Regions from separate parts of the Homo sapiens genome. Here region 1 is linked to region 2. A link is a loop called in an ENCODE intact Hi-C map of the cell type or tissue named here. Cell type or tissue: thyroid gland. All regions are shown on one strand. Each heading gives the region's core, and the rest is flanking DNA. Links, peaks and the distances in the headings are about the cores only. Region 1 overlaps SDCCAG8 (SHH signaling and ciliogenesis regulator SDCCAG8). Region 2 overlaps CEP170 (centrosomal protein 170).

Region 1 (5,394 bases), core at 311-5,310, 70 kb after region 2:
TACAATGGCTCTGGCCACGCAGAACCCCATGAGTTCAACACTAAAGGCATCAAAGTGGTCTCCTTGCCTGCAAACACAATGTCTCTAATTCAGCCTCAAGATCTAGGCAGTCATAAGGACCTTTAAGGCTTATTACATATGGGTACTCTATGGAAAGCATTTTCAACACAATGGAAGAGAACCCCAGTAGCAAGAACATCATGAAAGTGTGAGAGGATTACAGCATTGAAAATGCCATTATTGTTGTAGAAAAAGCCATGAAAGTCATCAAACCCATAACAATGAATTCCTGCTGGAGAAAACTTTGTCCAAATGTGGTGCATGACTTTATAAGATTTACAACAGTCAATCAAGGAAATCATGAAAGAGATTGTGGATGTGGTGGAAAAGGTTGGGAGTGAAGGGTTTCAAGATAGAGATCTTGGAGAAATTCGAGAGCTAATAGACACCACACAAAGGACTTAACAGAAGATGAGTTGATGGAGATGAGTGCTCCTGAACCAGTGCCAGAAAATGAGGAAGAAGACATAGAAGAATCAGTGCCAGGAAACAAATTGACATGAGATAATCTGGCAGAAGGGTTCTGATTATTCAAGACTGCTTTTGACTTCTTTTATGACGTGGACCCTTCTATAATATAGGCACTGAAACTAAAGCAAATGGAAGAAGGATAGATATCATATAGAAACATTTTTGGAGAAATTAAAGAGCATAACAAAGTGAGACAGAAATTACCACGTGTTTCCATAAAGTTAACTAAGTTTGCCTGCCTCTCCTGCCTTCCCTCCTAACTCCTGCATCTCTTCTGCCTCTGCCATCCCTGAGAAGACAAGACCAACCCCTCCTTTTCCTCCTCCAACTCAGCCTACTCAATGTGAAGATGGTAGGGTGAAGGCCTTTATGAGGACCCGCTTCCATTTAATGAGTAGAAAATACTATTTTCTTTTCCTTATGATTTTCCTAATAACATTATCTTTTCTCTAGATTGCTTTCTTGTAATAATATAGTATGTAATACATATAGCATACAAAATATGTGTTAATTGTTTATATTATTGTTAAGTCTTCTAGTCAATAGTAGGCTATTAGTAATTAAGTTTTGGGGGAGTCAAAAGTTATACATGGGGCCAGGCGCAGTGGCTCACACCTGTAACCCCAGCACTTTGGGAAGCTGAGGCGGGCAGATCACTTGAGTCCAGGGGTTCGAGACCAGCCTAGCCAACATGATGAAACCCCATCTCTACTAAAAATACAAAAATTAGCCGGGCGTGGTGGCACATGCCTGTAATCCCAGCTACTTGGGTGGCTGAGGCACAAGAATAGCTTGAATCCAGCATGTGGAGGTTGCAGTGAGCTGAGATTGCGCCACTGCACTCCAGCCTTGGTGATAGAGTGAGACTCTGTCTCAAAAAAAAAAAAGTTATACATGGATTTCCAACTGTACAGGGGTCAATGACCCTAACCTCCATGTTATTTAAGGGTCAACTGTAATTGAAATTCTTCATTTTTCTATTCCTTTCTGGGATATTTCGTAAGTTCCTTGCAGTTCAAGCCACCTTCATCTTAGATACACAATAAATATTTGTTGAATGAAAGAATAACTGGATACCAACAGAGGCTTGTAGGAGTTAGTCTATCATCATGTGATATAAAACTTTACTTTTGATCATTCATCTAGCACATATTTATTATATGTCAAATATTCAACAGCCACAATGAAGGATTCTAATAAGATTTGATCTTTGCCCTCATGGACCTTATGGGTTATAACTGTTTTTCCCCAGAGTCACACTTTTAGGGATAAGACCTGATATATGCAATTTTGAAAGACAAAGAAAATCAATTTTATGACTCAGCGGTTCTTTGCAGGCATTCACACAATAAAAATAGAAAAATTCAAGTGGACTAGGGAAAATATTTTCTAAGAAGACATGTTTCCCCCACGTTGGGTAAAAAGAAAAAAATTGAGTTTAATATTAAAAATTAAAGTTTACTTATAAAATACAGGACATAGAGAAAAATGTACTTCTATTTTTCTTTTCTATAGGAGAAGCTAAAACTTACTTATGAGGAAAAGTGTGAAATTGAGGAATCCCAATTGAAGTTTTTGAGGTAAAGTGAAATCGTCCATTTATAGTCATACCAAAAGCATAATGATCTTAAAATATATTTGAATGTTTGCTGAACTTCTAGTTTTAGTCATTATCAGACTTACTTGATGACATTTTAATACACTTTAAAAAATTTCCTCAGATTATTAAAGGATGAAAGGCCTAAAATTGAGTTCTTTTCCAAATCACGTTCCCATTTCTTCATCAGTTGTAAAATATTTGTGTTTTCTTGTAGAAATAAGAATCACGGCCGGGCGCGGTGGCTCACGCCTGTAATCCCAGCACTTTGGGAGGCTGAAGCGGGCGAATCACGAGGTCAAGAGATTGAGACCATCCTGGCCAACATGGTGAAACCCCGTTTCTACTAAAAATACAAAAATTAGCTGGGCCTGGTAGCACGTGCCTGTAGTCCCAGCTACTTGGGAGGCTGAGGCAGGAGAATCACTTGAACCTGGGAGGCGGAGGTTGCAGTAAGCTGAGACCACGCCACTGCACTCCAACCTGGCAACAGAGTGAGACTCCATTTCAAAAAAGAAAAAAAAAAAAAAGAAATAAGAATCACTAACTGCTCTTATAGAAATTATGATATTCAAGTAAAATAATGAAAATAAAGCACTTTAGTTTTCAAATTATTAGTATTTTTTCTCTGTAGATAGTCTTCATCTAATTTTAAAATTGCAATGATAATATAATAGTTTGAGTATTTGTATACATGATGAATTTGAGTATATATGATGAATATTCATGTACTTTTTATAGAATCTATTTATTAGAGATCCCAGTAAGACCTATATATTATAGATTAACCATTAGTGATTTATGTATAATGAGTAGAAAAAGACAGCAGGAATTAATATTTTTGTTGTTAAAGATTATTTTTAAATAGTAGTAATGAAGTAATTTTAAATCAAATAAACTTTGAAATATTGTTTATAATTTTATTTTAATAAGTCCAATTTGAAATTTTAAAATCTTCCAGGCCATAGCCTATCTAGAGACATAACTAGAGTAATACTAAGAGCCAGAACTCAGCTGATTGTGGTGGCTTACGCATGTAATCCCAACACTTTGGGAAGCCAAGGCGGGTGGATCATTTGAGGTCAAGAGTTCGAGACTAGCCTGGCCAATATGGTAAAACCCTGTCTCTACTAAAAATATAAAAATTAGCTGGGTGTGGTGGCACACATCTGTAGTCCCAGCTACTCAGGAGGCTGAGGCAGAATCACTTGAACCCAGGAGATAGAGGTTGCAGTGAGCCAAGATCATGCCACTGCACTCCAGCCTGGGTGACAGAGGGAGACTCCATCTAAAAAAAAAAAAAAAAAAAAAAACCGAGCTGGAACTCATAGCTTTCACTGTACATGGTTGTTTATTTTTTAAATGTTCTTATGTTTTTCATAGATTACCCTGATTAGTTTTAGGATTTCTCTTAGAGATTTTTACTTTTTTACAAAGAAATGTTAACATTTAAAAAATACTCTAATTTTTGCTTTCTTGTTTTTTGTCCTATTTTATTTTATTTTGATTTTATTTACGACTTGATTCTTTAGTTTTTAAAGTGATGTATTTCTAGATCATTGTACTTAAGGGAATGTGACTTATTTTGTCTCATTCAGAATCCAGATATTTCATCTTTAATTACATTAAAATACCAACTTGTAATGAATTAGACTTTGTTCTCTGAATCCTTCTGTTTCTTCATTTTCTTTTACTATAATTTAAGATTATTTAAAGAGGCATTTTCATAAATAAATAAAATCAGTCTTCTTTTCAACTTTCTTTTTAACTTTCTCTTTTGCCATTTCTAGTAACCAAATCTACTTGAGTGTTTTGAGTTTGGAGCTGACCAAAATTAGTAATGGGGACCCTTTGACTTTGGAATGTGCTTCCCAAGTTCTTTTTATAAAGCCTTTGAAAGTCAGACATTCCCTACATGATATTGAAAAAGAAAACTTATCATCTTGGTGTTATTATTTTGGGGATAGGGTAGACGCAGCTCATTTTTCTTCCCCTCAACTTTGGAATGCCATTCCAAAGTTTTTTTTTAACCCTTAGATTGCCTGTGGGTCTTTTATGCCTCTCCTGCGTTGCTTGAAAGCCCCCAAAATCTCAACAGTTGTCTGACAGCCAGGCTGTTGGCTTCTCCTCTGTGACAGTGAGCCAGTTAAGATGGCCACAGCACCTGAGCGTGGAGACTTTGACAATGACAACAGAGAGTAGACAGAGATGGAGATAAAGTTCCTGCCTTCAGTAGTCTCATTTTTCAGCTAGAAAGTTTTTTTTTGTTTTTTTTTTTTTTGAAGTACAAAAGAACCATCTAGGCAAGGAAGCTCAGTTGCCAAGGTGACTTTAGCGCAGCTTTACTGGGATAAGGTAGGAAAATACAACCCATGTACTAGTCAATTAATCCTTAAAAAGTCACCTTGGAGAAAAACCTCATCCAGAGGTGAGCTGATAAAGTAAAAACAAACAAAAACTACACCCACACCCACACCACCCCCACCCCCACCATTCCCCAGCCCTTTCTTTAGCAGCCTGTATGTTTCCAGCTAATAGCTACTACCCCTGAAATCTTATGACTGGCAAGTTCTATGTAACTTCCTTCTGTAACTTACTTTCTTTTGAAACAGATCTTTGTAGAAGTTTGTCGTTAGATAATTATCTATCTAACAGTAATGTTTTCCTCCTGAAGAAAAATGGGCAGTAATAAACTAGTCAAGGATAAAAATCCATGTTTTTTTATGTGAACTTTTAAGACACTCTAAAAATTTTAAGAGATTAATGCTTGAAATAGGGTATTTTCCTCACCTCAAGTATGTTGTCTTATATTACCCCACCCCTTTTTTAAGGAAAATGATTTGGGATTTATATTTGGAGTTTTATTTTTGTTTTGTGGTTAATATAACATTAATGGAGGTTGGATCCTGGGACAAGAGAGCCAGTGTCAGGCGGATTCTAATCTATATTAAAATCTTACAAGAACCTAAGCTAATTATGTAATTTATTCCAGTCTCATCATATTCAACGTGTCAATTAGAATCACCACACCAAAGTTTCAGGGTCGTGGTAAAAATTAATAAGGTATTGGACGTAAACTAAAGCATAAGGTGAGTACCCATAAACGATAGTAGTAGTTAACATTATGATGATTCATTTTAAAGTCATGTAATTTTACCTGGCCATTTTCTAGAATTTTTTCACCCTCTTTTTAGGAACGACTTAGCTGAATATCAGAGAACTTGTGAAGATCTTAAAGAGCAACTAAAGCATAAAGAATTTCTTCT
Region 2 (5,394 bases), core at 95-5,094:
CTGAGGATCAAGGACACATAAAGATAAAACAAACAAAAATATCTTGCCTCAAGGAACTCACTACTGCAGGGAATGGTAGTAGATGCCATGACAGAGATAAACCTAGGGTGTTACTAGAACAACAGGAGGTTGTCATTACTCCAGACATGGATGGTGACGGTAGGGATGGTATCATTCTAAACCAGCACAGAGCTGAAATACAGAGACACTTTTTCATCTTTGTATCCCTTGAGCCTACCCCAATGTTTCATCTACAGTGAGCATTTGACAAGCTATTTTTCAATGAATGAGTAGCTTTGGAGCTGCTACAAGTCTTGAAGTGAGGATAACCTAGAAATTTCCAGGGGCAGGAGGTGAAATTAATCATCTAACCTTTGACAGCAATTCAATCTAGCCATTAAAAAATCCTAGTTATAGTCCTCTTCGGTTGTCTCTTTCTTATTCTTTATCTTTTTGTCACATAAAGCTGTTTTCACTAGCAATCTGAGAAAAGTTGAAAGCTCAGACACTTGGGTGTCAGATGGATGTGAACACTGGCCCAGCATCACAGTTCCATTTACATGGAACTATCATTACATTTACATTTAAAGCTATCATTAACTTTAAAAACTGACTTTCCTGCTAAATCAGAGTTCTTTTCATGATTTAATGGACTAAAATGTAAATATCTAAGTTTTACATTCTAAATAAACATGAAACAAAGAAAAACTCTGCAGCTATTGAGCAGAGCACACAGCTTCACTACACAGGTTTAAAATTACATACATTTTACTGCTTTTTAAAAATATTTCAGGCCAGGCGCGGTGGCTCACGCCTGTAATCCCAGCACTTTGGGAGGCCGAGGCGGGCAGATCACGAGGTCAGGAGATCAAGACCATCCTGGCTAACATGGTGAAACCCTGTCTCTATTAAAAATACAAAAAATTAGCCGATTGTGGTGGCAGGCGCCTGTAGTCCCAGCTAATTAGGAGGCTGAGGCAGGAGAATGGTGTGAACCCAGGAGGCGGAGCTTACAGTGAGCCAAGATCACGCCACTGTACTCCAGACTGGGCAACAGAGCAAGACTCCATCTCAAAAAAAAAATATATATATATATATATATATATATTTTAAAACGTTGTTCCTATTCACATATCATTCAAATCGAGGAATGATGGCAAGAGGGGTCTGAATGATGTTAATTACTATAATACTTAAGTTGAGACAGGCAATAATAAGTAAGTGCACTTGATATATGACAGTATAACAAGAGAACTACAAAATAGTGCACCATATCACCCATAAAAAGAAACTGGTTTACTCAGATTATTAAGCCTGAGAAAAAATCATTATTCTATAAATGATAGTCAGTGTATACAATTACTTGAGCTAAAACACATGTTAAGGGCAGTCTATCCTTATGGTCTGGCAATTGGCTGGCTGATTCATCACCAGATGGCTTTATAAAGATTAAACCTCCTCTCACCCCACAACTCCTGCTATTGCAGAGAAAGAAATAGCTGGCCTCACATTAGGACTATCGGTCTACACAGTAGAGAAAGAAATAGCTGGCCTCACATTAGGACTATCGTCTACACAGTAGGAAATGCTTTTCTCTAGCTTATGCATTTCTCATTTTAATAAGATATTATCTACTTAGGCATCCATGTGACAACTTTTCTTTTGGTACCAACAGGCATGAAAGGGTGACAATATTCTCCATGGGGTTGGCCCAGGACATAGCTTTGTTTCCTGAAAGAATAAATCGTAGGAGAAAGATGATCTGGTTTTCTTAATAAAATCAATGAAAATCTAAACAAAGGGGGGTTAAAAGTGATACACTTCACCTTACAAAATTGTAATCTGAACCAGCAGTAAAGCTTATCAACTGAAATAAACACACTAAGGCATTGCATCAACTGGCATCTGTAATTATGCCATGTCTTTTTACCCCATCATACCAAGTATCTAAAAGATACAATTTTAAACAAATGTATAAATTCAGGAATCCTATTTTACATTTTCACCCCTAAAAAGTCCCTAACAGAAAATATATCCTCAACACCAGAAGTCTGTCTTTTGATGCCACGTATTTCTGAAAATGAAGAAATAATTAGGGGTGGCATTTCAACTAAGGATTCATTATCAAATAAAGTCCAAACATACATCATAGTAACTCAGGATCAAGTAAAATGCAAATCATATATTATAAAAGCAAATGGTTTTATTCATAATTGGTAGCATTTATTGACTACTTAATATGAATCAGGCACTGTTCTAAGAATTTCACATATAGGTGTGTATATAGACATAATTGGTTTTAGCTACAAAAATTCTTCAAGTTCGAGAAAATGGACATAAACATTATATACTGTTACACATGAGGACCCCATTTTATAGAGTACTATAAAATAAAACCCAGTTTGTTTCTTCATTCACAAGTAGTAAGCACTATAAGATACTGGGGAAAGAGAATGGATCAAGATAGAAAAAGTTCCTAATCTCACAGCAGCAAAAATAAACAAATAGCTACATAAATGAATAAGAAAACCTCAGGGGCAGTGGGAAGAAAGAAACATGAAAAAACAAAGAGGACAGGATAACTCGGGTGGTGCTCTTCAGGCCGGGGTGGTCTACGGAAATATCTTTGAGAAACTGACATATGCTTAGAACATATTCAAAAATTCAGCTCTGCTGTATAATTAATTTGATCTGGCACACATAATGAAATATACTCTTGGAAAAAATTCATTTATTTAAAATCTCCACCCTTGTTTTATAGTTACTCCAAAAGGATAAATCCACAGCTGTGCTTTTTTTGGATACTTACCAAGATACTTGTTTCATGCTCATGTGAACAAACTCATTACTGGGAAAATTTCTGCTTTCATACACTCATGATTATTCTGGAATGACTACTCTAAATTTTACCTTTATCATCTGCCATATACATTATTAATTCTTTTGTGAAAGGCAATTAAAGCAAATAGGTTTAAAGAAAAAATATAAGCTGCAACTTAAATCTGATATAGCATTAAAACTAAAAAAAAAAAAAAATTCTCATAAAAATAAGTGAAGATGACATTCCAAATACCACACCACATATTCTATGTCTGAGTTTATTATATATTTTTAACAGAAGATTTAGATTTGATGGGAAAAGCTAGCAAGCCAGTGATTTAATTAAAGATTTCTTCATAAAAAACATTCAATAAAGTGCTTAAAGAAAATACCTAAGAAAAAACAAGTTATACTTTTCCATAAATTATCTAGGCATTAAAAATTCTTGCTAGGTTTTCCCTGTCAGTTTATGAAACACGTAAAGTCTGACTTGTTTGCTTTTGTAGAACTGTACTACCCTCATTAAAGCATAATTTTGTTGCTTTACACCAAAAAATCAATTGACTTAGATTCAGACATTTATCAAGTACCTCCTTTGTGCCAGTAACTGTGCTAATTGCTTCTATTAATACTTGCATTCTTTCATTTAACTCCCAAAACAAGCATTCAAGAAACATTTTTCCCTTAAGAAAACTAAAGTTAAAGCCTTATTCAAGGTTACAAATGCAGTATAAACAGGAACCACCTAGATTCAAATCTGGGCCTTCAGCTACCAAATATGGGGCTTTTCCCACAAATCACTATCTCCTTTGTATTTTTCTTAAATATACCTCGAAATGATGCAGGTGATTCTGCCAGTCTCGGATTTGGCTACAGTTGGAGTATGATGATATGCAATATATTTTAACTTAACAACGAGTTCTCTAACACTCTGTTTGGGCAATAAATGCTGACAGTTCATGTAAATTTCAGCCTATTTTCAATCTTCTCAGCCTCCTGTTTGGCCACCAGCAGGCTCCAAGATTCTCTCCTCGAGAAGTTCACAGACAAGAAAGAATCAATCAGTTATTAAAACCAAAAACCAAAAATCAGCTGGCCAAAAATCAGCGGATCAATCTAGAGAAACGAGGGAAATTTAGTAAACTGGGGTATAGCATGGATTAGAAACCTAGACTCTGAAAGAATAGTAAACTATCTCCAGGTTCACTAAATAACTATAAATCTAAAAAACTGTCAGATCATAGAGCACTAGGAGCAGGAAAAGCCACACAAAGCTGTCTGGAAGACCTGAAACTGTCTACAGGAGGGAGTGACAATGGGAGGAAAGCAGTCTGGGTTAAGGGTCTGTTACGATCCTGAAAGTCAAATGCTTTGATTCACTGTTCTTAGCTCACGCAGGACAACAATTTCTCTGCCATGTGTCTGCAATTAATTTTAGCATATCACTAATTCTTGTGCCCTTTAAAAATGGTTTCTGTTCATCTTCAATACCTTTTCTGATTCACTATACATTAACTATTTGGGAGGTGGGTACAAATCATTTCCATTGCATTATCAGTATAACATATGAAAAGTGAATTGAAACTTCAAAGTGTAGAAAACTGAAACGTCTCAGAGTCTATTTTAAGCAAGAATGTATTTAGTGAATATATCACTAACACACTTTACTGTATAACAGTAAGTTGCTAATTACTAGCCTAAATTATGCAGTTTTTCTTTTTATCTTCATGTTAAATTATAATTTTTATAAATATCTCTATACCAGCACTGTGCAACAGACTGTGATGATGGAAATATTCCTGTCCAATACATTAGCCACAAGCCATGTGTTAACTATTGAGCACTTGAAATACAGCTAATACAACTAAAAAGATGAATTTTAAATTTCATTTAATTTTAATTCATTTAAATTTACATATTCATATATGGCTAGTGGCACTCTAGCTAGTTCAGCTCTCAAACTAACAAATGACACTATTATTTACCTTAAGGATCGCTTTCGTTAAATACCTCATACTTATAGTATATAAACATGCAGAATAGCTGATAAAATAATGCATGCTGGAAAAGAAAATTTTAATCTAATCAAAAGAAAATAAAGTGCTTTGTATTTTAATTTAATTGAGATAGTATCACTATAGGCCAGGCATGGTGGCTCACGCCTGTAATCCCAGCACTTTGGGAGGCCGAGGAGGGTGGATCACCCTGAGGTCAGGAGTTCGAGACCAACCTGGCCAATATGGTGAAACCCCCGTCTCTACTAAAAATATAAAAAATTAGCTGGGCCTTGTGGCGGGTGCCTGTAATCCTAGCTACTGGGGGTGGTGAGGCAGGAGAATTGCTTGAGCCTGGCAGGTGGAGGTCGCAGTGGGCCAAGATCACACCACTGCACTCCAGCCTGGGCAACAGAACGAGACTCCATCTTAAAAAAGACAGCATCATTATGACTTTCATACAAAGTAGTAAATTATATAAACAATCGGGTCTATCTTTTGTCTAAAATTTTTAAATATTCATTGTATTGGCAAGACTGTTCTTTCATATACTGTAATTCTTAGGCTATGGATGTTTAAA

What was found. Hi-C counts contacts between places; a loop is a spot of excess contacts. Peaks named below come from ENCODE experiments on the same cell type or tissue, not always from the same donor. Only the 100,000 strongest peaks of a DNase experiment are listed, where the experiment ranks them.
Region 1: it touches region 2 in a loop (2.4-fold over the local background); 1 of 110 quality-filtered maps calls a loop at or near these places.

What each region holds. Positions count from the first base shown.
Region 1 is chr1:243,302,667-243,308,060 of GRCh38, forward strand. It overlaps SDCCAG8 (SHH signaling and ciliogenesis regulator SDCCAG8), which reads left to right. Exons shown (of 18, transcript NM_006642.5): 7 at 2,047-2,111; 8 at 5,323-5,394. Among named protein-coding and RNA genes, the nearest start is that of MIR4677, 41 kb to the right of the region's middle. In thyroid gland, for the core only: no CTCF peak of the experiment used is centred there; no DNase peak of the experiment used is centred there.
Region 2 is chr1:243,232,660-243,238,053 of GRCh38, forward strand. The region is part of intron 1 of CEP170 (centrosomal protein 170); the gene reads right to left. Among named protein-coding and RNA genes, the nearest start is that of CEP170, 20 kb to the right of the region's middle. In thyroid gland, for the core only: no CTCF peak of the experiment used is centred there; no DNase peak of the experiment used is centred there; H3K27ac peaks cover 2,368 bases.